Linked DNA regions of Mus musculus: regions 2, 3 and 4 are each linked to region 1. A link is a loop called in an ENCODE intact Hi-C map of the cell type or tissue named here. Cell type or tissue: gastrocnemius. All regions are shown on one strand. Each heading gives the region's core, and the rest is flanking DNA. Links, peaks and the distances in the headings are about the cores only. Region 1 holds the start of 2410004B18Rik (RIKEN cDNA 2410004B18 gene). Region 2 holds the start of Syde2 (synapse defective 1, Rho GTPase, homolog 2 (C. elegans)). Region 3 overlaps Mcoln2 (mucolipin 2). Region 4 overlaps Wdr63 (WD repeat domain 63).

Region 1 (7,741 bases), core at 1,364-6,363:
CAAAAATGACCAGAGGAAGAAGACTATGGGAAGGTAAAATAAAAGCCAGGTAGCTTAATAATTACTTACAAACTATAGGTTAAAAAATGTCAGGGGTTGGAGAGATGGCTCTAGATCAGAATTTGAATTCTCACAGCCTTTGCAAAAAGCCTGATCAGTTAACTCATGTCTGTCATCTCAAAGCTCACATGGCAAGGTGGGAGGCAGAGACAGAATTCCCAGCTCTAAAGCCAGCCTGACATGGCATACATACATGAATGGCAGAGAAAAAGTCAAACAAGGTAGAAGATAAGGCTGACACCCAGGGTGGTCCTCTGGTCTCCACGTTCACATGTGTACAAAGAGGAAATGTCAGGCAAATTAATATTTTCAGCAACTTCCTATGGCACGGGAGTGTGCACTGGCTGAGGATGTGGCTGAGTAGGTCGAGTGTTCGCCTAGCACACAGAAAACCCTAGGTTCAACATCTAGGAGCACAGAATAGAGGGTGGTACAGACGTGTGATCTCAGTTTGAGAGGCAGGGGCAAGAGGATCGGAAGTTCACGGCCATCTGGCTACATAGTGTCAGACCCAATTTCAAAAAAGGAGGGGGGCTATTTATTACAAGAGTTATATTCAGTAACCAACACACAAGTCCAAATTAACAATTTAATATTTATCTATTTTTAATGTGCGTGCCACCCCTGAAACCCCACTTACTTCCTGAGACAAGGTTTCTCTTCTGTCTGGCATTTACCAATTGTTAGACAGGCTGGCCTTCAGGCCCCAAAGGTTCTCCTGCCTCTGCCTCCCTGGGATCAGGATGATAAGCAGGCATCACTACATCAGCATTTGTAGGTAGATCCTGGGATCAAACCCAGGTCCTCAGGCGTGTGAGGACAGCCCTGTAAGACTGTGCTACATCCTCAGCCTCACTCAGGTGACTTTTGAGTCATGCCATGTGGCTTTAAACCAGAAAAAAACGAGTTCTTTTTGTCCTTTTCCACTGCTAACATTCACTTTTCAACCAAAAGGATAGAACTCGCTATGGTAATATGGGTGCTTTTGCCATTTATTTGAATTTCTGATAATTGAACCCAAAAATTAAAAACAGAGGATTCTTGCTTCCTTGGTCTTTATCCTCAAGGGACAGAGATGTAAGAGCACTAGACTGCGACAACCCGGATGTCAACTCTGGTCCCGGAGAAGAATGGTTAGTTCTTAACCAGTGAAACAGGGAGGAAGCAACCTCAGCTTAACAAGACACAAATCCTATTTCAAGGTTGAACTTAAGTCTTAATTTGTCAGTTCCTAATGGTGTGCACGTAGGCAAATTCCTTCATGTCAGACTGTATTCTAATCTGCAAGACTGATAAGCAACTATGAGTAACTATTGTGTCAGTTTGCTAAGAATATTAAAAGTATTTACTGTGACCTTGGGTAAGTCTTAAGCTTTCATTTTTATATTTACCTGTTCTAGTTTTGTAGGACTCTATAAGGATTACTTTATTCAAAAATATCTTTTAATCAAAGTACCATATAATAATGTATTAAAATTCACACTTTATTAAAGATCTTAAAAAAAAAAACCAGCCCAAACCTGGACATAGTATATACCTATAATCCCAGTGCCAGGGAGGTAAAGGCAGGGGAACAGGGGTTCAAGGTCATCTTCAGCTATGTCAGATGCTGCCTTGCCAAACAGATCAAAAGAGTGCGTGTAGACTCCTGCCAGTAGCAGCCCTTCTCTTAAACATCTCTCTCTATGGTTGGCCCTTGTATTGGAAGATCAGAAATTTGTTTAACAAAAAAGCAAACGGCTTTCAGAACGACAGTCTAAAACGCTGAGCTCAGTCTAACAGCCAGCCTCTGAGTGCTCACAATGTACTAGAGTAACCTAGGCCACACACAGGACCAGATCAGAGCTTGCTGCCTGACAAACTGTATTGCAGAAGGCCTTGTGAAAAGCAGCCACACACAACTAAGTTAGCAGCACTAGCACATCCCAGGTAAAGGAGAGGAAATACTAGAAAAATTTCCACTTTGGTTTCTGTAAGATGAATGGCTTTACCAGCCAAGAGTTTAAAGCATTCGGTCCAGACTATTGGCAATACCCACCAAAGCAAGAACCCATCCCAGTGTGGTCCACCCAGGTCTGAGTTTCAAGATAAAAATGCTGGGATGGAGCCCCAAAATGACGGTGGTGAGGGGGACCGAACGGGTCACACAACTCTCCAGCTCTCTTCAGTTTGTAGAGGTTCGGGGGCAAGCCAGTTACACAATCAGATATCAACTGTAGAAGCTCACTACTAGCTACAGTTGGAGACAGAGATTTGCAGGAAGAGATTACTGCAGCAGTCTAGGCACGACAGAAACGAGATTACCAACAAGGCAAGGAAATCAAACCACTCCAGGCCTGCTCCTACACAGCTGCTTCACGCTGCAACCCTGATTAGCTGAAGCACTGCTGTCTCAACAGAAGCGAAGCCTTCAGTGGGTCACAAATGCAGGACAAGGACCCGCGAGCGAGTTCACACCCGCCGCTCTAATAAGGCATCATACCCAGAGACCTCTGAGACTACTTTCAGGCAGAATCCTTACAAACGGAGCGGAAACGTGGGTTGCTGGCACACACCTTCAGTCCTAGCACTGAGATACTGAGGCACAGACAGGCTGGGCTGGCCTCACTCAAGAGACTGGTCTACATAATGAGTTCCGAGAACATTCAGGTTACATAGACCTTGTCTCCCCCCAAAACAAAACAAAAAACCCGAACGATCGAAAGACCGTTAGCATCCAAAGACAATTTCTGGGCAAGCCTTCCAACTCACTAGGCTGTAAACCTTGTCCGGAAGGATTTTCTTCTTTCTGAGTGCTGAAATCTTAAACAACAACACTCCTCTCTCTTACCTGATTCCACTGTCTCCTCCCCTTCAGGCAGAAGCCTGGCTTTCTTGGCGTTCTGTGGGGCATCGTCTCCATTGTCTTCATAGATATTCGACCATTTGATCGCCATGTCCAGCTCTGGCGGCGGCGGCTTCTTCTCAGTAGTGTAGGTCTCTGGGGGCGGCACGCAGTTGGACTTCCAGATCTTGAACTCCTTTGGAGGCTGTCGAGTAAGCACATTAAGAAACCCTGTGACGAACCGAGGTTCCCGCGATGGATACGAGCGCATGCACCTCCCTGCTCATCATTCTGGCTGACTTTCCTCTTTCTTTCTTTTTTAAAATCCTTTAGGCTTAAAAGACACTTTTTTTTTTCCATCAACATCACAACACTGTTAGGTGAAAAAGTCAAAGGGTTCCCTGGATAAATAAAGCTAATAACTTTTAGTTACCAAAGGAGGATGCAGTCCCAGATACTACGGCCAGGCTGACCCCTTCAGGAGGCTGCAGCAGAGACGCTGTCTTGGAGGCAGCAGCGCAGGCACTTCGGCGTCAAAGGGAAGGGGTCTCGGGGAGAAGCTGCAGCGGGGGGCGGGGAGTCACCACCGTTAGTCGTCGCCCGGCTGGGACCCCCGAGCGCGGAGGGGCGGGCCCGGGCTGACACCCCCCGGGCTCCCGGGGCCGTGGGGACGCGCGGCGCGGCGCGGGCTGAGTGCGAGCCGGGGGTGGGCGAGCGGGCGGAGGGGCAAGCGGGCGTCGGGCCCCGGGGCGGCCGCGGGGCCGGGGATCTCACCTCCTCCGGCGCTTTCACCACATGCCGCTCCCAGTCGATCTGCTTGTTGAGCGGGTTGTAGAGGAAGGCCGGGCGGGTCACGCTGCGGAACAGCTCGTCCGGGCCGGGCAGCCGCTTCTCCGCCTGCTTCCCGCGGCCGCCCGTCGTCGGAGCCGAGGCCGCCTCCTTGCGACCCGCGTCTTCCGGCTCGCTGTTCTCATCCGACGAGTCGGAGCTGCTGCTCCCGTAAGCCGCGAAGTAGCTCAACGGGTCCTTCTCTTCGGCTGCCATGACGGCCGCGGGTTCCCACCCTCTCTCGGCCGGAAGCCGGAAGCCGGAAGCCACGGCTGATCCCGCCCCCCAGGCTGGCGAGTTATCCATTTGCGCCCCCTAGCGGCGGAGCCGCGCTCCTACTCATGGGCGGAGATTGGAAGGATGCTGGAGGCGGGGATTCCACAGCCCTCAAGCAAGTTATTTATTTGTTTTTTCTTAAGGATCTCTGGGAAAAAGCAGCGGGAGCCTTAGGATACCCGGAGGGAAATCAGTGGCCACAGTCACACTCTGGGCTTGTAATTTAAAGCAGAGAAAAACCAAACATGCATACCTATAATCCTAGGCAAATTTGAGGGCCAGCGAGGTGCATGTAAGTCCTTTCTTAACAGCTAATACAGTGCAGGAGACGTTGTCTACCAAACAGTAAGAACAAGCAAGCAGGGGGTGGGGGCGCACACTTCTAACCCCAGCACTTGAGAAGATGAGACCGGAGTATTGCCACAAACTAGAGGTCAATGGTGAAATTTTACAGCCCCCCACCCCAAGTTGGTACCATTGTAAATATTTAGATCCCAGTTAAAAATGCCTGGTCAGAGGTGACATAGTCATTAATAACTTGCCATTTGGTCTGATTCTTATCTGCTAAATTCTACAGAAAAATACGAAGTCTGGTAATGGAACGGGCTAGACTGCCTTGTTCAGGTTTATATTCCTAGTATTTATTTTGGTGACCGTCCCTGGAGTACATCAAGGAATATTGCTGGGTTGTAATTTCTGAGATAATAGGTCTGAGTGTTTCTAGAAAAACTTCCTTCCGTCCAAGTACCTAGACTTGACAGAGATACAATTGTTCCCAAAGTACAAAGTCCTGGGTTACCCAAATCATCCTCAGATCTGACATCATTAGCAAATTCAGGGTCCCCTCACGCACCCTCCAGCCTGGTAATGTGACAAAATTGTAGAACCCGCTGAAAGCTGAGTAACCACGTGTATATAGCTACAGTTTACTGCAGCAAATATAGCATAAGTCCAACCAAGGGAAGATGGGCGAGGAGCGGTCCAGAGGAGTCCTCATTCAGAGCTTCCGGTTACCCTCCGGAAACATGAACCAAATCAGTGCAGCTCAGGAGGCAGAGCTCGCTGCCTGGTACTGGGTTCCAGTACCAGCACCCATATAAACTGGGCATGGTGGTGTGTATTTGTAATCTCAGCGCGTGGTGGAAATGGGGTGAATGTACAAGGCTCCGACACCCGTGGCCGTGCTTGTTTATATAATGAGTTTGGGGAAAAACCATAGGGAAGGTACATGGACAAGTGAAACCCCAGGATGTCCAGGAAACTTTAGAGTAGCATCAAGATGCTGGGCTGGCAGAAGGCTCTTAGATGGGGTAAAGAATCTCTAGCATTAAAAATTTAAACTTGAGAGCTGGAGAGATGGCTCAGGGGTTAAGAGCACTGACTGCTCTTCCAGAGGTCCTGAGTTCAATTCCCAGCAACCACATGGTGGCTCACAACCATCTGCAATGGGATCTGATACCCTCCTCTGGTGTCTGAAGACAGCTACATTATACTCATCTACATAAAATAAATATTTTTTTTCGAGACAGGGTTTCTCTGTGCAGTCCTGGCTGTCCTGGAACTCACTCTGTAGACCAGGCTGGCTTCGAACTCAGCAATCCACCTGCCTCTGCCTCCCAAGTGCTGGGTTTAAAGGTGTGTGTCACTACTGCCTGGCTTAAAATAAATAAATCTTAAAAAGAAAACAAAAAGAATATTTGGCAAGAAATAGCAATGGGTTCCTAAAAACTAAAGTAACAAAAATTTTTTATTTTTTACAAAAGCTAAACTCGAGAGAGAATAAGGAAGGGTAAGAGAGGAGACTGGAGACTGCAGAGTAGGTACAGAAAGGGGACCACAGGGAGAAGGGCACAGCATGAGCCAAGTGGCAGGTTGTCGGCAAGTGTCAGGTTAAGTCAGATGAACTAGCGGGAGACTGCCCTAGGAAAAGGCCTAAGCTTTAAGCTATATTAGAAGTCTCATGTCCTTATTTATACTATTGGTGGATCTGAGAAAGTCCCACTATAAAAGATGTAAGCTGTCTACAATGGACCTGTATTAATTATTAATAAAGGGCAGATTAACTAAAGGTAACATGGGCTGGGATAAACTGGTTGGTTGTCTGTAGTGATGGGACTTAAATAAAAGTTCTGACCTTGAAAAGAAAATTAAACTCAAAAAGTTTCATCAAGGGCTACAAGGTGGCTCAGTAAGGTGCCTACTGCACACACAGGACTCCCCTGTGAGTGTGGGTTCCCAACACCCATATAAAAGTTGGTGTAGTGGTTCATTTGAAACCCTAGGGCCTGGGGACGCAGAGCTAGGGGGAATCCCAGGAGCCGCCCGTCTAGCCAAATGGTGAAGTCTAGGCTGAGCAAGTCACTGTCTCAAACAGTAAGATGGAGAGCAACCAAGTAAGACAACAGACAGCAGCCTCTGGACTCCATACATAGGCACACACACTAACATGCTCACACATGTACTACACAGACACAGACACAGACATACACACACACACACACACACACAGAGTTATTTATTAAAACAAGTGAAAATGTAAACAAAAACTAAAAAAACAAAACAAAGAGCCAACCTAACTTCCTGACAGCCACTCCCCTGGCCTGTTGGACCTTGCAGGACTATGCTAAGGATGACCCTCTTCGTAGAGGAACCCCAGAAACCGCCTGAGGAGGCCTCCATCTTTATGCCCCAACAATGAGACATTCTAGAAAATGTCTAAAGAAGAGTTGCTAGGGTTGAGACAGGAGGGAGGTTGAAAGATTATATTTTTAAGGCAGTGAAAATAAGTTACTTGGTTATGCAGTATTATACATTTCTAAAACTTTCAAGTTATGTAATGGAGGACCCAATATGGACTTTGGTTAATAACAACATTGGTTCATAGGCTATAACAAGTTGTCATCAATATTAGAAGTACGGGAGACCGTAAGGAACTGGTACTTAATTACTTACGCTCGGTTTTTCTGTTAAGCCCACAACGTACAAAAAGCAGGACTTTAGAAAAAGGCAATACAAAAGCGGCTGTGGAGTTTTTATGCTGTGTTAATCTGATATTCCTGAAAAGTCACTTTTTAACTACTGGGTCCACTAACTTACAACAAATTATATGCTACCGAGTCAAGCCAGCCCCTCGCTCTATACTCCCCTGTTCTCCCTCTTCCCTCCCTGCCACTTTTACAGACAGTCTTGATGACTGTGTACTCTGGCTGTGAAGGTTTATATAAACTTGGCCCAGGGTGTGGCCTTGTTGGAGTAGGTGTGTCACTGTGGGTGTGGTGGGCTTTAAGACCCTCACCCTAGCTGCCTGGAAGTCAGTATTCTGCTAGCAGCCTTCAGAGGAAGATGTGGAACTCTCAGCTCCTCCAGCCCCATGCCTGCCTGGATGCTGCCATGTTCCTGCCTTGATGATAATGGGCTGAACCTCTGAACCTGTAAGCCAGCCCCAATTAAATGTTGTCCTTATAAGAGTTGCCTTGGTCGTGGTGTCTGTTCACAGCAGTAAGACCCTAACTCAGACACTGGCCAACCTGGACTCACTCCATAACCACGGCTGGCCGCAAACTCATGGGCTTTGGCTTCAACCCCTAAGTGCAGACTCACACACATGTACAACCACATTTAACTCTGAAATATTTTCTTTTTAAAACCAGTATATTAAAAAGCGTTAGACATTTGAAAATCAGACATTTTGAATTTCTGACTCAGACACATCACTACATTAAAAAAACTTTATTGTTAATAGCAAATTTTCAT
Region 2 (7,741 bases), core at 1,514-6,513, 52 kb before region 1:
AGTAACAGGCGGCATTCGAGAGAGAGGCACAGAAGAGGAAGTGTGTGTGTGGCTGTAGTGCTCGCTAGCTCAGCCTCAAAGCTCCCCCAGGCCTTACCCCTCAGTTTTCAATGTGCTCACACCAGCGGCATCCTAACGACCAGGGGCACGGTGGCAACCTCACGAAGCCTGCCAAGCGCCTACACAGAACCCACTTATGTTCCTGCCCTCCCAGTAGCCCAAGGAAAGATGCCACAAGAGGCTGAGAAACTGTCCAAGGTGAAGGAAGCAGTAAAAGTCTGTCCAGAGACCCAGGTACTGTTAACCACCGTTCCTATCCACTCCCCTCTCTGGCAGATTCCAAAGTCACTAGTGTTGATTGGTCGGAGATGGGATCAATTAAGACTACCGTTGGCGGGCTAGAGAGGCGGCTCAACAGTTAAGAGCACCAGCTGCTCTTCCAGAGGTCCTGAGTTCAATTCCCAGCAACCACATGGTAGCTCACAACCATCTGTAATGGGATCTGATGCCCTCTTCTGGTGTGTCTGAAGACAACTACAGTGTACTCATATATTGCAAGCACTATCTATACAAGATTGAAACAGAGAATGCTCTGTGCTTTGCCTTAACTGGGGTCAGTTTAAGAATCAAGTATTAAGTAAGGACGTCTTTCCTAAGCAGAGGGTCAGGAGAACTTCAGGTCCTTACTAAAGTGTGGCCTTCCAAACAGCACCTTATCTCCTGAAAGCCTGTGAAGACGCAGACTCCCAGGGTCCTGTCCAACCTTCTCAATCTGCACTTTAAGGAGGTTTTCCAGGAACCCATATGCACATGGTTTGAAAAGCATCCTTCTCCAACAGTGAAGAACACTTCTTCCCCAAGGGCCTGAAAACAGCCCAAGGCGTTCTCAAAGGACAAGCGGACACCACCTCTTGGACCGGGGACTCTCTGATCCAGAAGCACAGACCTTCCAAACCAGCACAACACGACTTTCTGCTGATTTTGTAATTCTCAAAGTTTTCCAGCCACCAGCAACTCCAATGTTCCGTGGCACTCTTCCAAAACAACAAAACAAAAAAAGCTGCACTTGCTTCCAAAGGCCGGAAGGCCGAACTGTCTCAGCACAGGATTTAAAGCCAGAAGACTGTCAGAAACCGTTCACGAAGGTTGGAGGTGCTGGCAGAGCAGGGCCTCCCCCACCCCCCGTCCAAAAAAAAAAAAAAAGATAATGAAACCAGAGTTTCAAATGCTTCAAAAAAGATACAGACAGGAATCTGTATCACCCTATCAACCTCACTTAAGATGGTTGAGCGTTTAAAAGGACGCTCTGCTCTTCTAAAGGACCCAGGTTCTATTCCCAGCCCCCTACATGGCAGCTAACAACCATCTCTAACTGTGTGGGCCGGGCATGCTGGTGGCACACACATAAAATGAGAGAGAGAGAGAGAGGGAGAGAGAGAGAGAGAGAGAAGGGGAAGGGGAGAATATGGGAAAGGGGGAGGGGTGGAGGCGGGGCCTAATGGAGGCAGGAGCCTTTAACCCCAGCACTCACTCAGGAGGCGGGCAGACCTGGGTAAGCTCCAGGACTATGTAGAGAAACTCTATCTCCAAAACCCACACCAACAAACAAGAAAAGATCATGCAAGCTGGGACCTGGGAATGTGGCTCAGTGGATACAGTGCTTGCCCAGTGTACATAAAGCCCTGGGCTTGACCCCTTGCACCGCACGGCCATGCACAGGTCTGTAGTTCAAGACCAGCACTGGCTACAAAAACAACATCAACAAATTCATGCCATCTAATTAAAACCACCTTAAAATTTTTAGGTAAATCATTGACAGTTAACTATACTAAGTGTCTTCTTTCACAGAAGCAGGAGTGGAGTCAAAGAGACTAAAGTACACTTTTCACACAATGAACAGCCAACAGAGACCAACTGGTGCTCCAAAATACATTTCTAAAAATCACGTGCTAATTAGGACTTTTCAAATAAAGACTTATAATGAAGTACAGCTGGCAAATGAACTGCGGCCCCTTCATCATCCTACGGCTTGCAGAAACTTGACAATATTTACCAAGTGTAATGACTTAGGATTTCTTAAATAATTGTCTCAATTAGAACAAATTGGCCAATCTGTGAATGCTGCAACACACGTCAGTCCATCAGGCTGCAGGCTCTCTAACGCCATCACAGGTGTAATGGTTCCTGGTGGGAGCCGGAAATCAAAACTGAAAACCACTGTAGTTTGCATTTGTCATGATCGTCTCCACACATTTTTAAAATGCTCAGATGAGGTGTCTCTATGCCATCACATATCTACCATGGATTCTGACTTGTACTTTCATTTGTAAAGAAACTATCCATATGAATATATAGAGAAAATGTGATATAAAATACTTACCGTCTTTTGTACAACTAAGAACATGCTGCTCAAAATAGACTATACTTTTTCAAAAAAAAAAAAGCTGCAATTTTTCCACTTTATTCTCTTTTGTGTGTTGAGTGGACCTGACCCAAACCCAGGTCTTGACCCTGCTAAGCATAGACTCTTAACTAAGATCAGTCTCTTACTAAGGTCAGACTCCTTAACCTCCAGGTTCCTCTGCTGCTGAACGACAGCGGCCTCGTCTCGGGTGGAGACGGGAGAGGAGTAAAACCTGTGGATGAATCCAGAACAGTCTAGGACCCGCGCACCGAGAGCTGGCGTAACTATGCACATCCTGAGATACCTAAACGCTATTCTGTCATGCCCGGATGCTGAGGAGTTAATGTGTGATGGGAAAGGAAGCCAGGAGGGCCAGGCTTAGGGAGGGGACTGCAGCAGCTTCAGGGTAGATGTCTCATAAAAGGCTGCGGCAGAGGTTGCAATGCGTGGTTTTCATTTCTTTTTCAGTTATTATCACTTCCAGATTTAAAGTCAAATGGAGGGCTGGTGAGATGGCTCAGTGGGTTAGAGCACCCGACTGCTCTTCTGAAGGTCCAGAGTTCAAATCCCAGCAACCACATGGTGGCTCACAACCATCCGTAACGAGATCTGACACCCTCTTCTGGTGTGTCTGAAGACAGCTACAGTGTACTTACATATAATAAATAAATAAATCTTTAAAAAAAAAAAAATTAAAAAAAAAAATAAATAAATAAAGTCAAATGGAAGGAGCAACAAATTCATCCTATGAAGAAAAATATTTAACTCCCCGAATATCTGCAGGATCACTAAAGTAATTCGATGGTGAATGTTTTTACATAGTTCTGTTATCAGTGAAATTTATCATACAGAGTTAAAGGAACTTAAAGGCTGTGAATGTAAGACTTTTTATTACAAGTACTTTAGATCTGGGGGAAAGCAGTAGTAGTAGTAGTAGTAGTAGATTTTGATGTGAGCTTGGAAAAGTGCATCTCTCTTCACAAAGACTTGTCTACTATCTCTTTATTCAGGTGAAATAGAATTAGAATCTATTGTTTAATGTATAATGTCTATAAATCATATAAAATCATATTTTAGTTAGAACTTGGATTTCTCCCCACATTTGTGTTTATAATTTCAAGTTACTGTGCAGTAATTCAGAGAGACATGTGATCTTTTTTTCCCTTTTTTAAAAAAAAAACAGGGTCTTACTCTGTAGGCCACACTGGCCTTGAACTTGCAGAGATGCACCTGTCTCTGCCTCCAGAGTGCTAGGATGAAAGGCCTGGGCCACCACAGCTGGGCTGGGTGTGTATTCTTCCAGGAAACCCTCAAATTCTTCCAGCACTTAACTATTTTTAAAACTCCTCACTGAAAGTTTCTGTCTTTAAGGGGGTGTCAAGATGCCACATGGTTTTGATTCACCAGAGAATTTTGATATTTACAACAAAATTCAGAGATTTCTAAAACTAGACCCTCTGAGAATTTAAAAACATGCACATAGCAAACCAAAGATTTTGCATACTATATAAGGACAACCAGACTTAAAAAATTTTTTTTCTACTATAAATAGTGTTTTCTAAGTTTTCAAGTGGACTTAGGTGCTTGCACTTGGCCCTGAGTGACATTTACTTTCTTTACAAACCAGTATCATAGGTGTTCTACAAGAGAACGAAATCCTAGCTTTGGATTAAGAGAGAGAGAGAGAGAGAGAGAGAGAGAGAGAGAGAGAGCCCGAGAGAGCGCGTGCTCACGTGAATGTCTAAGCTCAAGTATGTGCGGTGCCTGGGTGAGAAGAAAAACAGCCTAATAAGTAAAATGACAGTTTATGAAGCCTATAAAATTCTACCTTGGATCGAATTCAGACTCACAAACTTCCCAAGTCTTTGAGTTTGCCTAGAGCTACAGAAAAGAAAAGAAAAAAATTAAAATAGCGCCCCCCTCCTCCCGCATCAAAACCTACATTAAATGCATGTAAAGGACTTAAAACCTTCATTCACTGTTGTCCTAAGGGAGGGAGCACGCTGACTCTTGGAGAAGAGAAAAACAAAAAATCCGAAAAGGGAAAGAAGGAAAAAGCAGGAAGCAGGAGAGAGGGAGGAGGGGAAGGGAGGGGGCGCAAAGACCACAAGATTTAATGTATGACATTAGCAGCGACCCGAGACCCGCAGAAGCCCACTCGGGAAACAGTACACCAGTGGTTCTCAACCTGAGGGTCTCGACCCCTGTGGTGACTGAACTAATTTTTCACTGGGGTCGCCTAAGACCATTGGAAAACACAGATATTTGCATGACGTCTCATAACAGTGGCAAAATTACAGTTATGAAGTAGCAACGAACATAATTTTATGGTCGGGGGCACCAAACATGAGGAACTAGATTCAAGGGTCACAGCATCAGAAAGGCTGAAAACCACCACACTAGAGGCTCAGGGCGCTGCTTAGCATATTGACTGCAAAGTGTCCTACCTGTCAGTGTGATTCTTTGGTCCGTTGTCACCGAGAGGACGTGGTTTTCATGCACTTTCCAACTGCCCAAATTTGGAGAGGTTGTCTGCGCTCCGGGAACTTTGGGTGCTGTCCCGCGATCGCGACCCTTCATCCCCAGGGACAGCAGACGTCCTTTGTACATCCACTTCTGCAGTTTCTTGACAGTCACCGCAGGTGGCTTGAGGGGAAGATCCTCCGGATGGTCCTCTTGGCTGCTGGATATCACAGAGGTCCCCACAGGATCCTTAAAGGGTCGTCCCGAGGACCCGCTGGGGTCATGGCAGATGGGAGGCAGGAGAGCGGCGGACGTAGCAGCCCTGTGGCTGCCCGGGCTCCAGCCGTCCATCCCACCTCCACGTGGCTGGGGCTCGTCCCTGTCCCGGTGCGCACCGCACCTGATGCAGCTGTCGCTCGCCCACCGCTGGAGCAGAGGCGGCCGCCGGCTCACGCGGAGGCTCTCGAGACTTCTGCAACTGGACAGTTGTATCCGAGGACTGGGAGGCCGTCCCTCTCTCGACTCCGTCGGAGGCGACCGGGGCGGGGACACCTGCTGCGGAGGGCGGTCGCCGCCTCGGAGGCTGCAGGCTGGGCGCACGGCTGCGCCGCGGGGGAGAGGCGGCTGCTGGCCCTGAGCCCGGGCTCCCGCGGGTCCGCCCCGCCGCGTGCCCGAGTCAGGGGGTAGGTCGTGCATGGCCTGGATCAGCAGATAATAGGCCTCTCGCAACTGGGTCTGCAGCCTGCCCGTCTCCAGGCGGCCGCCCTCCATCCCCGGGGAGGAGCCCGGCGCTCGGGAAGGCGAGGCCCGCAGCGCCTCCGCCCCCTCGGGCGCGCAGCCCGCCGGCAGGTTCTCGTAGTAGTCGGCGCCCTCGTCCTCCCCGTCGTCGTCGCCGCTGCCCCAGGCGCCTGGGGAGGCGCGAGCAAGCGCGCGGCCCAGAGCGGCGGCCTCCTGCGCCCCGCGAGACCATGGCACCCGCGCGCCCGGCTGCTCGGTCCCCCATGCGGGCCGCTCCATACCGGGGCCCGCGAGCTCGTGGGGCGGCGAGCGTCCCTCGGAGAGCGAGGCCGCCACGGAGTCCGCGTGCAGCCCGAGCGCGCCGGGAGCGTGCCGCTCTCGGAGCCGGCCGAGCGTCCTCCGCAGGGGCTCCGCCATGAGCGCCGCCCTCAGCAGCCCGGCTCGCCCGGGGCGCGGGGCGGGCTCCGAGTCCCGCGCGGGCGGAGGCGGCGGCTCTCCATGACCACGGCCGGTCCTCGCCAGCTCCTCACATACTTGGCATAACTCGGCAGCGGCGGGTCGGTAGAGGGGGGCGCGGGCGCCGCAGCGCGCATGCCCCGGAACTAGAGCCGCGACGGGGCGCGCGGGCCAACACGCGGCGTTCCCGAGGTGGGCGCTCCGGGGGCGGGGCCTGCGCGGCTGCAGAGAGGGAAAGGTGGAGCGGGTCGGGCTGCCACCCCGCCAACCGCCCCGGCCCCTCCCCGCTGCCCCCTGCGCGAGGCGGGGCTCCGGTGCAGCAAGTCCTAGCTTGAGAGTAACAAAGACTGTTTGGACCGACCAAGTGCGAGTGCAGGTGTATCTCACAGGAGCGTTGTCCCCAAGATGTTCTGATCGGTTCCCTGCTCCCCGGAACTGTTGGAAAGGAATTTGCGGGGCTAGAGAGGTCGCTCGGTTGTAAGGATCGCTGGCTGCTCTGGTGTAGGACTCCAGTGTCAGGGGTTCCGAAGCCCTCTTCTGGCCTCCGCTGGCACCCGGCATGCGTGTTGTAAACCGTCATAGGTGCAGGTAAAACAACCATGCACGTAAAAATAAACAATAAAAAAGAAATCTGTAGCAAATCCTATTCAATAAGGAATTTTTAAAAAAAGTCCTTTATGTACTAGATCACTTCGGTTCCCTCTTTTTCAAATCTGTTTCTCCTTCTGTAAAAATGATACCTTCTCATCCAACGTTAATCCCTAGATCAAACAAAACTTGTTAAATGGAACCACAGATAAGAGCCCCGGGTACAACTACCAAACTAAAAGCGCTAGTTTACAGCTTTTAAATGTAAAAATGCTAACTGAAATTCAGTGTTCACTGGGTCGAAATAGAGAAAGGGTGAAATTTGGAAATACCTACTCTCAATACCAAACCCTGCCTGGCCTGGCACTGATCGATAAGAATCAGTGTTGCCATCATCTCTGATTTCAGCTATACTTTTTGGTTGTTATGCATTGGGAATGACCTTTGAGCCACTCATACCGCACAAATATCTAGCACATGCTTGCACTTAGTAGGTACTCAAGTCCTCCAAAAGTGGTAGTTGAGTGAATGGTCCTTACTTATTCCAGTATGGTCCTCCATGTAAGCCCAGCTGCTTTCTGTGCCTAAACGCTCCATCCTCTCAGCTCACTTGGATCTGTGCCGTTTGTTAGCGCCTGGCTCTCTGCCTTTGGAGTCATCCCCCTGTATCTGTATGCGTGTAATCTTCCCTGTGCTAGGCTTGGTGTGGTGGTATACTTGCTTGTGGAAGGAGGCTTAAGATGGAGGCAGTAGGAGGACAGCCTGAGGCCCTCTCTCAAAAAGCTAAACAAAGGAACAAAGAAACTGACAGGAGTGCCCCTCAGGTGAAGGCAAAGCTTTCAAGCCTAAAGATTTGAGTCAATTGTATCAAGACCCACACCCTGGAGGTGAGGAGCCATTGCTTTGTGACCTGAGACTCACTCCAAAACACAGGAATGCAGAGGGGAGGCTGAAGGGCTACCTACCCATCCTCCTCTTCACCATGGAGTCAGCTCCCACACAGACTAGGTCTCAGGTTCTACCAAACTTCAAGAGTCCTTATCACTACACAGCACACATTCAAAACACATATACCCTGCATGCCACACATAT
Region 3 (7,741 bases), core at 1,558-6,557, 240 kb before region 1:
GAGAAATGTCTGCTCTGTGTACCAGCCGCCTCCTTTGCAACTTACATAAGTAAATAGATACATCGAAAAATAAATGAATATAAAGCCCATTCCCTCAGTCTCCCCAAACTTAATTCCTGTTCAAATGATGCTACCTGCATTCCTGGAGGAAGGCCATAGGGTGTCACCTTCCACAGCGCACTCTTCCTGGAGAAGAACGTGAAGCAATGGGTGACAGAAAAGAGAAAACACAAGAAGCAGGCTAGTCCCCAGAAAGATTCCCCAGAAAGACTCCATGTCTTACAGGATGACCTGAGGTCATCCGGGACAATATAAGGTTCTAGATGTCACTGACCTTGGCTTTGATTTCCATCTTCAATATGGATCCAATTATTGTCATGAGGTCGCTGATAGTGACCAGGACGTACCATCCGTTGACGAATTCCCACTGGTCAGCGCCACACACGCGCTGTTTGTACTTCTCCAGGAAGAAGTTTAGAAATCTCTACGGCAAACATGTAAAAAAGACGTCTTACAAGTCACACTGACCTCCGGAGGCAGAAGACAAGAGCAAACAATTCCGAGCTGGCAGATCCACCTCACAGGGAGACGCGGTGCCACAGCCGAGTGGAGTTGTCTACTCCCGTGTAAGCAAGCATTTGAACATCTGCTAGATTAACCCAAACCCTGAGCACCTATGCTGTCCTTCCAAGAACACTAACACAGACTGTGTTCCAAATACTGCAAACTATGCCCTCATTTAAGCTGATTGATGGCAACCCCTTGAACTAGGATCCTCTTGTGGTCCAGATGAGGGTACTGTGTCCCCAATGCTGTCCCTGAACTTGGCAGAGAGGGACTTCAACCTTGGATACAGAATATCCAGAGGCCTGGAAGGCAGATATGAAGTAGATGTTTACAAAGTGAAAGCCAAGGGTCTGGAGAGATGTCTGCTTGAGAACACTGGCTGTTCTTCCAGAGGACCTGGGGTCAGCTCACAACTGTCTGTAGCTCCAGTTTCAGGAGATCTGCTGCCCTCTCCTGGCCTCTGGGGGCACCGCATGTACATGGTGTGCAGACACGCATGCATGCAAAACACTCAGACACACAAAATTAAAATATATAAATCTCAAAAAAAATAATAATTTAAAGTCAAAGTGGAAGTCGAGATCAAAGGAAATAGAACATGAGCCATTTCCTGCTCTGAAGTATTTCAGTGTCTTCCTGTTTCCCCTGACCCCAGTGGGACCCTAGATTCCCACCTCACGCCAGAATAACACACACAGTAAGCTGAAGTCAGTACACACTCCTGAGAAAACATACTTAAACAGCCAAAAAAAAAAAAAATTACAATGAAACTATTCAAGAAATCAAATCTAATTATTTGTGTTTCATTATAACCCATTTGCCTCCTCCTCAAAGTGAATTCTGACTTGAAGACAGAAAATGATGCAACCCACGCATGCTCTTAGGGTCATCCCTGAAATAAAATCTTCATTCTGGAAACCTCTAAACGCTTGAGAGATCACCACAAATACCTGTAGTTGTTAGCTCAACTTTAAGCCCAGGGAGTGGCACTATTAGAGGGTATAGCCCTGATGGAGTAGGTGTGTCCAGGTTGGAGTAGGTGTGTCCAGGTTGGAGTAGGTGTGGCCATGTTGGAGTGGGTGTGGCCATGTTGGAGTGGGCGTGGCCATGTTGGAATAGGTGTGGCCCTGTTGGATTAGGTGTGGCCCTGTGAGTGTGGGCTTTAAGACCCTAGGATAAGGATCCTAGCTGCCTGGAAGTCAGTATTCTGCTAGCAGCCTTAAGATGAAGATGTAGAACACTTGGCTCCTCCTGTACCATGCCTGCCTGGATGCTGCCATTTTATTCCCTTGATTTAGACAAATGCAGGCTGTTGGCTGAGTGGAGGGAGACAGGGGAGTTTCTCTCTTACCTTCCTCAGCCTCAGAGCAAGAACAATGGATCTCGTGCACAGGATAAGGGATGCCAGGCAGATCATAATGACGAACACATCAAACACCAGGAGGTAGTGAGTGCTTCTCTGAGCTGCAGAGCAAGGCAGAGTACAAATGGGAAGTACGCCTCGCACACATTGTGGAGAGTAGTCTTTTCAGCAAATGGTAGTCTGAAGGGAAATTCAAGGGAAAGACCCCTTTCTCTTGTTAAAGCGGCAACCATCAGAAGCAACAGCATACCGCACTCCACAGACAAGCCAACACACCCTGGAGGGAAGGGCCGTGCACTTACAAACGTAGGCGGTGTTAATCAACGCACTTAAGCTCTTTATAAATATTTACTGCAGAACAGAATCCAACAGAATGCAATCCCGTTGGGCTCCATTCAGAAGAGGCCACCATGGCCTGCGTTGCTTCACACAGCAACACAGACAATGAGTTCCCCTTATCAATTAAGAGAGCAAAGTTAAATGCCACACTGAGAGGTCCCACTTGTGCTCCTCTGTTTCAAGGTACACCGTCCTGCCAGAAGCCAGTCTGAGATGCCTTTCCTGTGTGTCAACACCAAGAAAGGAACTCAGGGACTGAGGAGTGAGTGAGTGAGTGAGCGAGCGAGCGAATGAGTGTTTGGAACGTACAGTGCGGGGGTGGGGGTTGCGGGGGGGACGGGACAAGAGAGGCTGATCTGTAAGTGTAGCTGCTCTTAGACTACATGGCCCCACATTGTGGCTGCTGCTCTCCCCGGCCTCACTATGACTGGATCGGTCTCCCTTGTCTCTGTTCCTGCCTAGGGGACCATCCACAAGCCACACACACTTGCATTTGGCCAGAGCCGTACTTCACACACACCTGCTCACATGATTTGTTTTAGGGGTCAAGTTTCAGATTTTTCTTTTTATTGATTAATTCTGCTGCTTGACAGCTTGATATGTTTATATAACGTACTCTAACCTCATGCCCTGTCCTCTCATCTCTCTCTCTCTTTCTTATCAATACCTAGTCCCCCCCCCACTCAGATTCGTGATCTGGTTTGTGACCCATCTGTGTGACCGTTGGCCAGAACATTGTGTCGGAGCCCGGAGGGTTGGAGCCTGGTGGGGTCACGAACGGGAAGCCACCAGAACGCAGTGGTTTCTGCCTCACTGAATCTGTGTTGCGTACAGCTCCTCAGTGTGCCGTAGGTCCCCTGAGCCCCTCCTCCACTCTTGTCTGACTGTCGACCCGCCTGGTCTTATGCATTCCCAGGGAAGGCCTTTGACTCGAAACTGCTGAGTCTGAGGACGAAATGTGTTTGAAATGGCTGTGGCTTGCCTAGAAGACATCATCTCACAGCCTCCCTCTTTTCCCCTCCACCACCTTCTCCCCCGACTCCTCCTCTCTCTGCTTCTTGGTTGTAGGTTAAGGTGTGAGCCCTCAGCTTAGGTCTCCATGTCTATGGTCTGCTGCCACGTCTACCTGTCATGATGGACTTTCATCCTGTAAGCCCCAATAAATTCTTCCTTCTCTAGGTCACCTTGGTCATGGTGTTTTATCTCAGCAACAACAAAAAAGTAACGAACACAGCAACCTATGCTGAATGTGAAGTAGTGGGAATTCTCCTGCCTCAGCTTCCCAAGTGTTGGGAACATCCAGCAGCCATAGATTGCTTACCCCACTGAAGCCATATTGCATTTCAGAAAGCTCTTCCAAATCTGAGTTTGGAAAACACTGGTTCAGAAATATGTCCTGCCACTCTGAGTAATGGCACACCCCACTCACTCCACCCTCCCAGATACCTGATGTGCACAGACGCTCTCCCACCATCTGCCTAAGGAACTCTGACTCGGGCTATCCAAGCTTACTAACTGTCAGCTCTGCAATAAATATATACCATTACATCTCCATCAGAGGGAGCCCTGCCCACCCCATTCTTCTAAAGCCTCGTGTGGCTGGCTATAAACTATAGTATATAAAATATAAGTTCTGGAGAGCAGAAGCGCACTCAGAGAAGGCTCCTTGGGAAGCAGATGTCTGTGAACGTGGACATTACCGGTTTTTGCTTTGAGGAGATGTGGATAATTGTAGATAACGCCAAGAGGAAGCAAGCAGCAGCTGGGAAGCTGGGTGAGAAGAGAGCATCAGAATACTTGGACAACAGCGGCCAGTGCCCACCAGGTGGCGCCTCTGGCCTCTCTTAGGCAGAGCTTCTCAGTCCACGGCTTCAAATGGAAGAGGCAGCACAACCCATCTTCTAAACTGGTTTCTAAACCTCATATTTTTAATGATTTTTAAAACCCCTTGATTTATTTTAAATTCATGTCTTCCTAGTGATAAGGTCGAGTTTCTAAGACATGGCCGTAAGAATCACATTTTAGGTCTGCTTCTCTCTGTTGGCCACAGGGGGGAGCAAGAGCTCTTCCGTTCTGGCATGCGTGGTGAGAGGATCATTGGGGAGCCATGAGGCACACGTCCAGTCTCACAGTGACTATTGCAAATCACAGTTTATATATGGCAAAGGTTACGTTCCCCCACACCACCAAGACATAGCTTCAGCCTTTACTTGGACCTGAGGACTGCCTTGATGGTGCTGGTCTTTGAGTATCTGCTGCGAAATAGAAAATCCATTTTATCAGGAACCCAATCTGTGTGCTTCCTTTAGAGGAATGACTGAAACCAAAGCTAGAAAAAAAAAGAGAAAACTTCGAAATCATCAGCCGTTGTACAGCTGAAAAGGAATGAGTCACCTGTTGGAATAAAAAACCACGTGACTCATATTTGTCTTTCTGGTCATCTGGCCCAAGTGAGTTCGTGTAAACGGAGCTTGCCAGTTCACCACACTCAGAGACATCGCCCTGACCACTAATAATCAAAGCAGGATGCACATATCTTACACTCCTCTTTTGAGACAGGAACACCCTCCCCCACAAAGTGGTTTAGGCTGGTCTTGAAGTCAAAATCTCCCAGTTTCTTCCTGCATAGCTGAGATTACAGTACATGATGTCATCGCTAGCTCAACAAGGCTATTTAAGCATGTGGACCATCGGGTGACGGAGGAGATGTCCCCGTGTTTATTCAAGATGCACCCTGAGGTCTCCACTCTTCTCCTTTGTCCAAGGCTTGGATCAGAACATACCTCCTCCGAGAATTCAGGATTCCCACTGAGCTCGGTCAAAATGATCATTTCCCTTCCTACTCAGACCTTCCATACTTCCCTGGCTATGGCTACCCATAGCACCCCAAGGATCTGGTCACATAGATGTCCCTCCCTAAGGCCTCTCCTCGCTGATGAGTTGCGGAGCAACTCTGATGACTTCTGCTCCCAGCATTCGGCACCAACCCCCTCAATAAGTACAGCCATTGCTCTTGCTTTGTAGAGAAAACTGCTAAGACAGAGAGGCCAAGCAATAGGTCCAAGCCTCCAGCCGTGGCTCACAGAACCAGAATGCAAACCCAGGCCATCTTGCTGCAAAGGCGAACTGCGTAAACCACTGACTCAAGAAACAATAAACACTTGCTGACTTGGACCACTCGCTCAGGACTAGCGTTTGAACTGTTTTTCTGAAACGTTTTCCCCACCACCTTCCATACGAATCACGTGGGTTCCCTAAGCCCCCCAAACCTCCTCTAACCCACAGACAACAGGCTGAACGGTACACTTACTAGACCCAGATATGTTCATGTTTTTACACTCTTCGATGTTGGCCTCGCTGTTGAGATAGATTTTGATTTTCCCACTGTGGGCTGTGTTGTCGAAGGTAATCTAGAGACAGAAACAAAGAGGTTATAGTCCAACGAGGCGGGGTGGGGTGGGGGTTGTCAGGTCAACTACTTACAAAAGTCATCAGTACCCAGATAGAACTCTGATACAGAGATCACAGGGATGAAAATGCCTCTGCACGTGGGTTCTGGTCCAGCTGCTGTTACTGTGGTAAAACTCTGGTCAACTCCAGCAGGAACTGGAGAACACGCCCCAGAGGAAGTCCTGCTTACTGGCTTGCTGACAGCTTTCATTCAGCCTGCTTCTTGGTCCAGCCCAGGACCCATTGTCCAAGGATAGAAGAGCCTCTCCTGCATCAATCAGTAGCCAAGAAGATGCCCCACTGAGATGTTCACTGGCCAGTCTGATCTGGGTAGTCCTTCAGTGGACACACCCTCAGGACACCATGGGCTATGTCAGGCTGACAGCCGAAGCTAACTGGGAGAATTTAGTTATATATTTTTTAATGATTAAAAAACTATAGCATAAAGGATGAAAGTTTTCTGTGGGTGCTGGGGATTTGAACTCATATCCCCATGTTTTATGTATCAAGCCACCTTCCCAGCCCAAGAATAGGGTTTTAGAGAGTTGGAAAGGGTTGGATCCATCTTCACAGGGAACAGTCTCTAGATGGGTACCACACCATCACTGAAGCAGTTTCCAGTACAACAGTATCTAACATCTGTAGCTGAAGGGCTTACCCTCCACTACAAAGTTGCAGGGAGTGAAACAGAGGCTGACATCACACAAAAACACTTGCCGTATTCTGAAAGAGGTAACAGTCCGGTATCTCTCGGGAATGAACTGCCTGTAGGTCAATTCCTTTGAGGGCAAAGGAGATATCAACTTGCACGAGCCTAAATAAAATACAGTAAAAGGTACAACTGTCAGCGTCACTATCCTAGTGTCCGTGCCCCCGCCCACCGCCCCAGGCCTCCTCTCCTGGGTATTGAGACTTGACATTGTGTTTACCGATAAAAATCCAGCCTGAAGAAAGATGTCTGTGCCCAGTCCTCGGGTTCCGTGGTGAGCACCTGAAGGTCCAGGTGAATGCAGTCTAGAGCAACGGACAGACAGACAGGGAATGGTCACTCCTGGCCAGAGTCTGATGCTGAAATGAGTCCAGCAGCCATGTGATGAGAAGCAGGACCCTAGGAACGCCTCAAAACGGCTGTCAGAAAATATCAACTAATTACCACATGGAGCACGGTCACCCTTCAGTAGAGAAGCCGGCAGGTGCCGCTTTCACCCAGGGACCACGTTAACATTGTCAGTCTCGAACAGAAGCAGGCTTCAGATGCCTCCTGCTACGATGCTCTGGGATACAATGTTTCTTCCCCAGCTGCAGTTGTGATTAAACAAAAATGCCCGGCAGAGGAAGTTCTTCTCCTCTATATTGTAGCGTTCAGGAGAGAACAGATGGAGGCGTTCGGGAGAGAGGGGCAGGAACTCTGTGAGTTCCAGGTTAGCCTTGTCTTGGTTCACATAGCAAGTTCCAAGCCAGGCAGGACTACAGAGCCCACCCATAAAGATTAGCCTCTGAACAGCGTGGCCCTGTATCATTGCTTCACAGGACAACGAGGAGATCCAGAGGTAAGCACTAGCAAGGTCATGGAGACCTGGTCGTGGAACTGTGTGACATCCACGCTGCTCTGCTCTGCTGTCTCTAGTATGGAGAGGTCTGGACCTAGAGCAAGCTGGCTTCCCATGGGTTCTCTGGATCTCTCTGCTCTCATAACATGAACTCCTAGCTTAAGTCATACTTTAAGTATAACGGGCTTAATAAAAATGTGCTATGCTGGGCCAAACACAGGGCACAGAACTGAACAGACGATTCCATGAAACAGCGTGTTACAGGCAAAGTGCTGTGGCCACGTATGTTATCTGGTTAATGAATTGTGCTCTTTAATCCTCAATGCAAACTGATGGCATGTTATAGGTAAATAAACCAAAGCACAGAAGTCAAGAAACTTTCGTATGGTTGCACAAGCATTTGCTGTCTATCAAGATTTAGACCCACCCATTCTTGCCTCTCCATCCGGAGCCGAGACTGACCCTTCTTCTT
Region 4 (5,000 bases), core at 1-5,000, 120 kb before region 1:
GAAGTTTATCTCAGGCATAACATAATGCAGTATGAAACACAAAGAAACAAATTTCCATAAGTTAAAACTTCTAATTGATAGTTTCACAATGCCATGATAAATCAAACTGAATGGAAAAAAGAAAAAGAAAATCCGTGTTCCTTTGGAATGTGATTGAAGGGTACACCCAAGCTCTCAAACCCCTCAAAGGAAAGGATTGCTGAGTGTTCAACTGGAGAGCAAAGCACACTCAAAAATTCATAAAACTAAGTAATAATTGAAGTATTGTCAGATTCTTGCCTTGCCTCCAAAGATTTCTGTTGTAAAATTTCCAAGGTTTGGTTAAACAAAAGGACATCTAAGAAAAAAAGTGGTTTTTTTAAATTAAATTTTAAAAACATTCTTTTTATTCATTCACTTTATATCCCACTCACTGCCCCACTCCCAGTCACTCCCTCCCACAATCCTTCCCCCATTCCTCCCTTGCCTTCTCCTCTGGGCCGGTTCTTACCCCCCACCACCACCAGGTATCCCCCCACTGTGGCACTTCAAATCTCTGCAAGGCTAGGCACATCCTCTTCCACTGAGGTGAGACAAGGCAGCACGCACACACACGCACACACACACACATGCACACACATTTTTTTTAAATGTAGGTAATGCCCAGCTGGAGAAGAAATATTTAGGCCTGTGCTGGAGAAAAGAAGGGGAATCTAGATTTAGGGGCATTTTTAAAACATAGCACGTTTGTTTCCCCTTGGTGTCCAAACAAACAGTTTAAAGGAACCACAGAGTCTTCTCCATCACGGGCTCAGATGTGATGCGGGGTCATGACCTCGACTTCAAGAAGCTGTGTACAAGGCTCAATCAGCTAACAAAGCAGGGATACTCCCATCTGTGAGGGACGCGTTCCAGCGCCTACTATACCCAGTTCAAACCCCAAAAGCACACATGTATTTCATAAACAAGACAAAGTAAGAAGTTAACAGTCCTGTTAATAAAATGCGGGATTACGACTGTATACTGGAAGTCCTGGGTTGTGCTTCCGGTTTTTCACTCGAGAGTGTTTCCTCGGCCTCTCTTGAGCACGTCCAGACCACCAACATCATGATTTAGGACTCTGGGACCTTTAATAAGTTAAAGGTGGGAGAGGGTTGAAGGAGGGGAGTGCTGTCACTCGAGCTCAAGCACGGCGTCCTACGGAAGCCTGTCTGAGTACCAAGGCATCTAAGCGGCTGACAATGGGCAGGTGGCGTGTGCAGCATGGACGCGCCGTTCCCTGGACAACCCATACCCTAGCAGCAACCAAGCAGACAGCACAGGTCTCACTGCTCTAAGGAGGCTGCCATACAGCCCAAAACTCAGAAGTGCTTCATTTCTAGAACTTTCCATTTGCTGTTTGCTGACATCAGCTGCAGAAAGTGAAACCACAGATGGCGGAGGCTCCTTCCTGGATTTCAGTCTCCTTGTCCTAGCAACTGCTTAGGGAAAGAAAGATGTGTGGTCGTCTGACTGTTGACGCACACGTGTCTAGTTCTCTTCACTGCCCTTCAGTGGCTGCTTCGAGGATTTTGCAGTTCTGTCTTTAGACACATAAACCCTTCCTTCTCTTTCTTTAATTTTTTTTCTTTCGTGAACTTAGGGCCTCACACATGCAAGCTGCCATGTGCAGTCTACATTCAGTCAACACGTATTTCTTACACTCCCCCCAAAGGTCCTAGGCTCTAAGAACACAGTATTGGAAAAACAGGTCTTGGGACTGGAGAGGTGGCTTAGGCCTCATGAGCACTGACCGCTCCTCTGTAGGATCCTGGTTCCGCTCACAGCGCCCGTGTCAGGTGGCTCACAACTCCCCGACTCCAGCTCCAGGGACTCTCGCTCTCTTTTGGATGTGCACATGCTCAAACACACATAATTTAAAATCAAAAATATTTTTTGAAGATAAGTCTTTTCACAGACCTAATATTCTGGTGGGACAGATAGAAAATACATTTACATGCACTTAAGGAAAAGCCTCTCGTTAAAATAAGCAGCTTATAGAACACCGTTATGTTGTCAAACATGAAAACATAGCATCCAAACATTTTCTTTTTGCACAACGTGATTTTATATATTACTCTTTTTAAAAAAGATTTATTTATTTATTTATATGAGTACACTGTCGCTTCAGACACACAAGAAGAGGGTGTTACAGATGGTTGTGAGCCACCATGTGATTGCTGGGAATTTAACTCAGGACCTCTGGAAGAGCACTTGGTGTTCTTAACTGCTGAGACATCTCTCCAGCCCCTACGTATTACTCTTAAAGAAAAGCATCTGGGATAAATCAAAATAGGAGGAGCAGACATGTTCCCAGCAAAAACACAAGCAGGCCATACAGAAATTCATGCTGCAGGCAACTCCATGGGTTCAGAAAGATCTGTGGCTTCCTGCCTCCTGTGTGAGTAACCAGCCTTAGTAATTTTATTAGACACCTGAGGTTTGGACACACTGCCAGCCGAGCACCCATTCTGGCCAGTCTCGGATCTGTTCATTAGAATGCACACATAACTTCCCTAAGACATTTTGTCTATTGATTGGGACATTTGATTGACTGGATTCCTTGGACCATGGATCACCAGCGCCTGGTGAACCTGCCCCATTTTTCTGGTACTCTGTCGCCACCTAGTGACCAAGGACTTCCCCCCACCCCCATTATTTTAGTATCCAAAATAGGTCATGGTCCCTGGACATAATCTAGTAATTTTTTTAAAGTTCTAAGTGTATTACTTTTTAATTAAAATATTCTTCATATAATATAATCATGGGTTTCCGTGCCCCAGCTCCTCCAAGATACCCCCCCCACCTCCACACCCACCCAAATCCACACCCTTGCTTTCCTATCTCATTAAAAACAAAAGCCAACTAGAACAAACCAGACTAGGAAACAAACCAACCAAGAAAAAGAAGGTGCTAAAGGTGTGTGTATTGGTGTGTGTGTGGGGGGGGGTATACAGGCATAGACACACAGAGAAATCCCACAAAAACACAAAATATGAACTCATATAAGAAGACCTGTAATGTTAAAACAAAATAAACAAAAGGCAAAGCAAAACAACACAAAACAAAAACAAAAACCCACCTAGACAACGCATAAAAAAAAGTCTCCAAAATATCCAATAACACTCTGTTGGAGAAAACTTTTTTTTTTTCACTTGTGAGCAGTTGTCAATTGGAAATAGCTTCTGGGTTGGGGATGGGAGCTTGTGTCTGCTTCCCTTGTCCGCACTGGGATCCCATCCGGCTTAGCCCTCTTCAGTCCCTGTGTGTGCTACCACAGTCTCCATGACTCCTCGCGTGTATCAGCCCTGCTGTATGTAGAAGACCTCGCTTCCTTGGGACTTAATGAGAAATCTCACTCAGAACTGAGTGTTCCACAGCCTTACACTCTGCACATTGTCCAGGGTGGGTCTTTGCGTTTGTTCCCACCTGCTGCAGGAGGAAGCTTCTCTGATGATGACTGAGCAAGACACTGATCTATGGAGAGAGCGGAATGTCATCAAGAGTGATCTTGTCCCTTTAGCAGAGCAGTAGTGTTTGTTTTCTCCCTAGGTCCCTGGCCCATCTAGTCTCGGGTTCTTGGGCAATCAAGCAGCGTCAGACACGGGTTCCATCTCATGAGGTCCACCTTAAATCTAGTCAGATAGTGACAGGTTACTACCACAACATTTGTGCTGCTACCGCACCAGCACAGCGTGCAGGCAGGGCATCACTGGTGGACTGGTTTGTAGCTGGGTTGGTGTTTACCTTTCTCCTCTTGTAGCATCCAGAGCATCTTCCAGTACCATAAAATCAGTCAGTAGGGCTGAGGGCTGTAGGTAGACACCAGCTCGACCTCTCCATGAGAAAACTGCATGTGCTTTAGTGAGGAAGGCTTTAGCCTAATAGCTTTCGAATTCTTTTAGAGCAGCCTTCAGAGACTGCCATATACTTTTTAAGCATAATGATTAAGAGTGGATTCTGGTGTTGATGGTCTGTGTTTTAAAATCTAGTTTATTATTTGACCAAATAAGTGATTGTGCCTCTTTATGCCTTACCTTATCTCTATCCTGTCTGGGGGGAAAAGGTGAGAAGATAACAGAGGTAGCATTGTGCAGATACATTAATAGAGAAATATACACGATTTAATGCCTGGCTTGTAGTAAGTGTTCAATAAAAATTAATTGCAGAAATTACTAACACCAACACTGAAGCTCTGTGGTGCATAATAATAGCTTTGAAGTCATTAAATATCCAAGGCTATCCCACTCAAGTCAGAGTAAACACAGTAGATAGAAATATTTTCCTCTGATCTCTTCAACTCCATAGCATGAAACTGTTTTACTGAGCCACCAAGACGGTTCGGCAGGTACAGTGCTTCTAGCACAAGCCCAAAGACCTGAGCTTGATCCTTGGAACTAACATGCTTAAAGGAGAGAGATGCTTAAAGTCATTCTCTGATTTCACTCTTGCTGTGCACATGTGCGTGCACATACACACCCAGATTTTTTAAACACCCCACTATTTTTTGACGCCTGTGCCTTCCTAAGTATTTGTGTGTCTCCTGTCTTCCCCTCTTCAATTTCTCCTTACCCGACTCAAAGAGAATAAATGAGCGGCACATCAGGTTAATATAGAATATGATTCCGTTTTTAAATATGTATTCCTTTTTATGCATATGAGTGTCCTGATTGCGTGTATATATGTGCACCTCATGTATGCTGGGTGTCCACAGAAGCTGAAAGAAGTCATTGACTTACCTGGTCCCGGAGTTACAAATGGTGGTTAAGTGCCACGCGGTGCTGGGACCTAAGCCCAAGAGCTATGAAAGAGTAGCAAGTGTTTTTAGGCACAGAGCCACCTCTCCAGTCCCAGGATACGATCCATTTATTACAAAGCCTGTTTTATGTGTAGCCACAGAAATTCCCCTAGGGAGAGAAACCTATCTTTGAAAACCGTGGCGTTAAATATATTTGTCATTTAATTTGCTTTTTTCTCCATTC

The links. A loop is a pair of places that touch in the nucleus more often than their neighbours do. Peaks named below come from ENCODE experiments on the same cell type or tissue, not always from the same donor. Only the 100,000 strongest peaks of a DNase experiment are listed, where the experiment ranks them.
Region 2: it touches region 1 in a loop (2.5-fold over the local background); 3 of 42 quality-filtered maps call a loop at or near these places.
Region 3: a loop joins it to region 1, with 6 times the contacts of the local background. A loop is called at or near these places in 28 of 42 quality-filtered maps.
Region 4: it touches region 1 in a loop (3-fold over the local background); 11 of 42 quality-filtered maps call a loop at or near these places.

The regions. Positions count from the first base shown.
Region 1 is chr3:145,934,246-145,941,986 of GRCm38, reverse strand. It overlaps 2410004B18Rik (RIKEN cDNA 2410004B18 gene), which reads right to left and starts at 3,973. Exons shown (of 3, transcript NM_025555.5): 1 at 3,659-3,973; 2 at 2,891-3,089. The coding sequence starts at 3,928. Bcl10 (B cell leukemia/lymphoma 10) reads right to left here. Exons shown (of 3, transcript NM_009740.2): 3 at 7,621-7,741. In gastrocnemius, for the core only: no CTCF peak of the experiment used is centred there; DNase peaks (open chromatin) are centred at 3,060, 3,543 and 3,999; H3K4me3 peaks cover 2,639 bases; H3K27ac peaks cover 1,375 bases.
Region 2 is chr3:145,986,280-145,994,020 of GRCm38, reverse strand. It overlaps Syde2 (synapse defective 1, Rho GTPase, homolog 2 (C. elegans)), which reads right to left and starts at 6,151. Exons shown (of 7, transcript NM_001166064.1): 1 at 4,852-6,151. The coding sequence starts at 6,022. It overlaps Gm35352 (a long non-coding RNA gene), which reads left to right and starts at 6,526. Exons shown (of 3, transcript XR_376174.3): 1 at 6,526-6,649. In gastrocnemius, for the core only: a CTCF peak has its summit at 4,328; DNase peaks (open chromatin) are centred at 5,583 and 6,195; H3K4me3 peaks cover 3,831 bases; H3K27ac peaks cover 3,429 bases.
Region 3 is chr3:146,174,449-146,182,189 of GRCm38, reverse strand. Mcoln2 (mucolipin 2) reads right to left here. Exons shown (of 14, transcript NM_026656.5): 5 at 6,649-6,733; 6 at 6,437-6,533; 7 at 5,580-5,679; 8 at 1,919-2,031; 9 at 335-484. Among named protein-coding and RNA genes, the nearest start is that of Mcoln2, 28 kb to the right of the region's middle. In gastrocnemius, for the core only: a CTCF peak has its summit at 4,182; DNase peaks (open chromatin) are centred at 3,084, 4,093 and 4,334; H3K4me3 peaks cover 386 bases.
Region 4 is chr3:146,056,010-146,061,009 of GRCm38, reverse strand. The region is part of intron 16 of Wdr63 (WD repeat domain 63); the gene reads left to right. Among named protein-coding and RNA genes, the nearest start is that of Gm35409, 22 kb to the right of the region's middle. In gastrocnemius, for the core only: a CTCF peak has its summit at 2,637 (motif pointing left); a DNase peak (open chromatin) is centred at 2,622; H3K4me3 peaks cover 356 bases.